Regions from separate parts of the Homo sapiens genome. Here region 2 is linked to region 1. A link is a loop called in an ENCODE intact Hi-C map of the cell type or tissue named here. Cell type or tissue: mammary epithelial cell. All regions are shown on one strand.

Region 1 (2,500 bases):
TTTCTAAGAGTTCTTTTTCCCTACAACGTCTTATGAAGGCCAGGCCTTCCTAGAACTAAAGCAGCATTAACTGCTTGGTATTTCATCCATCCTCTCTTAAAATTGAAAGACAATTTGCTCTTCATGTGGACTATTTCTTTCTCTTCTATAAACCCATCACTGTAACCACAGGATTTAATATTTGTTAGTCTATTTTGCATAAAGGATAAGGTTGGACGAAAGTACCAGCAGTGAAAATTAATGCACTAGCAGCTTACAGAAAGTTAGGGTTCTCATTCTTCCTAGAGAAACTCTTAAATTTCTTTTGTGCAGTTTTTGGTGTGTGGGCGCAAGCGCATGCGCGCGCGTGTTGGGGGGGTGGGGTAGAATTAGATTTGTTAGAAAAGAAGCTCTTTTCCATTCCAGTCACAACTAAAGTTCAAACAAAACTCTTAGCTTGCTGGAAGAAGCCTGGAGGTGTTAAGGGACAGCTTCGCTTAATCTTTCTTTCTCTTCTTCCTAAGGTAGCGTTTTCCGGAGGAGATGGGTGACCGGGACCCGCGCGGGGCCAGTCTCGGCAGCGGGACAGGGTGGATCGCTGGCACCCGATTCTGGAAAGGGTGGGGTGCAGGTCCCAACGGCCCTTCGCGGCCAGCGCCGCACTAAGGCGAATCCCAAGTCAGATGCTTCCAGAAAGACCCCAGAAAGAAAAGCGGCCCCTCCCTCGCCAACATTTCCGGGGCAAGAGGACGGTCTCGCCCCGCGTCCCGGGGCCCTGCACTGACCTGTGTAACAGGACACGCTGCACTGAGTCCAGGTCCTCCAGGCTGCGGGGGGCAGGTTTGGGGATGCTGGACCTGCCCACCTGAAACATGCCCACTGGAGACTCGCTACAGGGGCGGACGACAGGTCACCCAGGTCCCAGCCCCGGCTCCCGCCGAACCGTCTGGCCCCCGCACAGCTCCGGCCGCCGCGGTGAACCTGGAGGTGCCAGCCTCCGACGCGCGGAAGCCAAGGGCTGAAGGCGGTGGTGTCAGCGACGGCGGCCCCTCCTTCGCCCGCGTGCTCCCCTGCCGGTCTCGGAGCCCGGCGCACTGGCGGGCGGCGCGGCCACTCCTCGCTGTGGGAGCTCGGGGCAGGTGGGGGCTCTGTGGGCCGCCAGCCCCACCAGGGCTCGCGAAGTCCAGGCTGCCCGGTCTTCCACGTCTGGGTTTCTCCGGTGTCTTCCACTGGCCCAACACACAGCCCGTCTCCGGCGCTGGGCGCGAGCCGTCGAGCGCCTCCGGACCCCGCCGCTTGGCGCTGCCCTCTTTCGCCGCCTAGTGCGGGATGCAGCTCTTCACCCTCCCTTCCAGGACAGCGAGGCCGCCTTGGCCAGGGACACCCGCGTCCAGGCGCCGCCCCCAGTGTAGGAACTACCACCTGCAGCTTCTAGCGCTGCAAACAAGGGAGGAGTGGAGGAAACTCTCAAGGGCCTCTGAGGCTCTGGCTGCTCTGTGGAAGACCCGAAAACGAGTGGGGAAGAGGCAAGGTAGTTGTCTGCTCTTGGTGGGAGTTTTAATTCAGCCTAAAGAAGCCATATACATTCATCCGTCCGTGCAAATGTGTATTACCACTTGCTATGTGCCAGGCCGAGTTCTAGTCCTTGGAGGTACAAGAGTGAATAAAAGGTGGACTCTGACTTGTCTAATGTGGCTTTATTCTCTTTTGGGGGGATTTATTTGCTTTAAAATATACTTGACCCCAGGAGACAGTCTCTACTCTAGGGCATTAGGTATTTCAGTGAACTATTCTATGGCCTGTGGTCAAAGAGAAGACAAAATTAGCTTGGTGGTTTTTCCATCGTGGGAAAAGTGACGCGTGTGTGACTTCCTACTGTAGACTGTCCCTAAGTCAGAACAGGCCAGAATGGTAAGGGGAACCACTGAAGGAGAATAAATGGAGAAACTGGAGCGTAATAGTTTAAAATGTGAGCTATCATAGGTTATAGATTACAGATTAATGATAAATGGTAATAGATTAAACTTTAGGGTAATTAGCTGGGACTTGGCTACTTACTGTAGGACCTCTAAATGTCGTTATCTGCCGATCTTTTCTCTTAGGTCCATTTCTCCAATCAGGGATGTCTTTCTGGCTGCCAAGTGGGTTAAGAGGGTGAATGATGGAGGCCCCATCTCTTAGCATATAGACTTTTACTTAATTCCTCTCTTTTCAGTAAGTTGCCTTACCCCTGGTCTACACTGTACCTGTGTTCTTGAGTCCACTGCATCAAGAATCTGAAAATGTTCATGTCTTTTGATTCAGAAATTAACCCCAAGGAAATGATAAAAAGTGAGGGTCGTGATGTTCATTGCAGTACATTATTACAGCAAAAATATGAAAGGTATAAATGTCCCAAATTAATATAACTACCTACGTAGGTTAAAGTTCATTCATACAGTGATCTAATATATATTTATTAAAAGGAAGTTTAAATAAAATGCTTAATGGCATAAGAAAAATATTTATGACTTAAACTTTA
Region 2 (2,500 bases), 110 kb before region 1:
AGAAGCTTTCATAAGCCAAGAAAAGCTTATAAAAAGTGTCAGAAACACTCAAAGTGATATTTAAAGCTATATTCAAGGCAAGAATGCAGAGATCTATTCTTGTAATGGAAAGAAAGTAGAGATAAGGTAAGAAACTAGAGAGCATCTAGTTGTGCATTCTGTGTTCATATCTCTTTCTCCAGCTCATTTCACATGGCCTAAAGAAAGGAAAAGTTGTGAATAAAATTAGAGAAAACATAAAAACAATCTTCAGGACACCTGAGATGTGCATGTGTCTTGACTTTCAAAAAAGAAAGAGAAGGCAAATTGCAAGAAATTTATGTTTTAAAATAAGGAAGTTGGTAGGTCATGACCATACCAAAAATATAATAGTCAAGCTTGCCTCTACTTATAACGATTCAGTTGTAATTAACTGCATATTGACATTTTGAAATACGTCAAATAAATATGTGTACAAGTATACATACAATCATCATAGATTCAATAGCTACAAATACAGATGACACAGGTTGAGCATCACTAATCCAAAAATCCAAAATTCTCCAAATCTGAAACTTTTTGAGCACTGACATCATGGGCAAAGGAAATGCTTATTAGAGCATTTTGGATTTTAGATTAGGGATGCTCATGTGTAAATATAATGAGAATATTCTAAAATCTGAAAAAATTAAAAATTCCACAACTTTTGGTCCCAAGCTTTTCGGATACTCAACCTGTATAAATGATGACCAAATACTATAAGCAGAGTTGCTGACATGAGTTTCTGCAATGATGAACTCTTAGTAAACTTCTGAACAGAAGAAAGTACGATCTTTTTTCTACTTCCTTATATGGTAGCTGCATTACTGGAATCAGTGTATACTAAAATCATGCCCCAGACAATGTGTTTATAAGTAAATCAGAGTTAAGTTATTTCTAGGCTTAGAGAAACATAAACAGGTTTCACTGCTACACGAAAATCGAAGGGGAGATCTAAAAGTCATTCAGGTTGCGGGATAAATCTTCATCATGTATGACTGGCCTGCATATAGCAGCAGGACGTTTAACATTCCTGGCCCTTGCCTTTCATACCATTGTAAAGTAGGATTATACCCCTCTATCTTTGTGCTAAATAAAAAAAAATTGCCCCACAAGTTTCCGAAATTGCCTCTAGATGGCAATAGTATCCTTGTAAATTACTGATCTCTTAGCATAGGATACACCATGGTACCTTCATAAAGCTTTATATATAATAGAAAACATCTTCAAGTTCTACTTATGATCCTCTCATCTTGGAACTTAAAGCAAGGACCAGGATACATCTGAGAATGATATCAACTTACAAGGGCCATATTGAATACGTTTAGGTTTAAATATTGTGAAAAACATTTAAAATATGAAATAAATTAGCACTAGTCAGCCCTATCTGACCAGAATACTTCATTTTACCTGACAAAATATTTGAAGCAGAAAAGCTAATAATAGAGAGGCCCCTACTTCTCTTCAGAAGTCTTAGAATATAAACGAAGAAGAGACAGGTTCCTTGCTTTTCCTGAAAAAATCTTGGGGGAAATGAGAAGCTTGCTTTAATTAAATGAATGAGTGGAGAGAGGCAAACTATGAAAGACCTGAGCTTAGCTCCCAGATGATGCATTAAGTTTCTACCCCTGACCCCATATACTCCACGCCACAGGTCTGGAAGAGTTGTAACCACATCCCTAGCATTCCTAGGGTACAAGGTGCTTTTTTAAATGGGACAGTATCTGGCCCTAGAACAGGACTAAAAGAAAGGTCTGCACTGGAGTTGAAGCCACTTCATTTCTTGAGAATACACAATAAATGTCTATTTCTTTTTAAAAGATCATACAGATTTTTCTATTGAATCCAACTATATGGGTGGATTATATAAAATATCTGATAGACTTATCCCTTTAGCTAACTTGGGAGCCATTTTGCAGCAATGGTTCACAAAGCACTTTCGTTATTTCTTTAAATCATTCCAATATTAATAGAAAAAATCAATGATGAACAAAAATGAAATTTTAAATAAGGACAGTGCTTGATGCAAAAAGAAAAACTGGTAATACTGATCCCATCTTTATTTTAAACTTGTATATATTGTGTTTGTTATGAATTCTTTTGCATGACTTGATTTTTAAAAGATTGCATTAAAATAGTTTAAAGTTTTTTTTTTTTCCTGTTTTTAGGAGTGGAGGTTTAATAGAAAAAATAAAGAGAAAGGAGAACAGCTCTCTCTCTAGTTGAAAGAGAGGGGCTTCGGAAACGGAAGGACCCTAAAGTTTTGTTTGTTTTTTTGAGACAGGGTCTCACTCCTTCATCCAGGCTGGAGTGCGGTGGCGCGATCTGGGCTCCCTGAAATCCCCGCATCAGGGTCCCGCAAGTAGCTGGGACTGCAGGCGTGCGCCACCACGCCCGGCTAATTTTTGTATATTTAGCATAGACTGGGTTTCGCCATGTTAGTCAGGCTTGTCTAGAACTCCTGAGCTCGAGCTCAAGTGAT

The links. Peaks named below come from ENCODE experiments on the same cell type or tissue, not always from the same donor. Only the 100,000 strongest peaks of a DNase experiment are listed, where the experiment ranks them.
Region 2: it touches region 1 in a loop (4-fold over the local background); 14 of 110 quality-filtered maps call a loop at or near these places.

The regions. Positions count from the first base shown.
Region 1 is chr4:127,621,756-127,624,255 of GRCh38, reverse strand. No RefSeq gene overlaps it. Among named protein-coding and RNA genes, the nearest start is that of INTU, 10 kb to the left of the region's middle. In mammary epithelial cell, a CTCF peak has its summit at 1,293; DNase peaks (open chromatin) are centred at 1,025 and 1,275; H3K4me3 peaks cover 1,610 bases; H3K27ac peaks cover 1,242 bases.
Region 2 is chr4:127,731,480-127,733,979 of GRCh38, reverse strand. The region is part of intron 1 of SLC25A31 (solute carrier family 25 member 31); the gene reads right to left. Among named protein-coding and RNA genes, the nearest start is that of SLC25A31, 2.3 kb to the right of the region's middle. In mammary epithelial cell, a CTCF peak has its summit at 1,137 (motif pointing right); no DNase peak of the experiment used is centred here.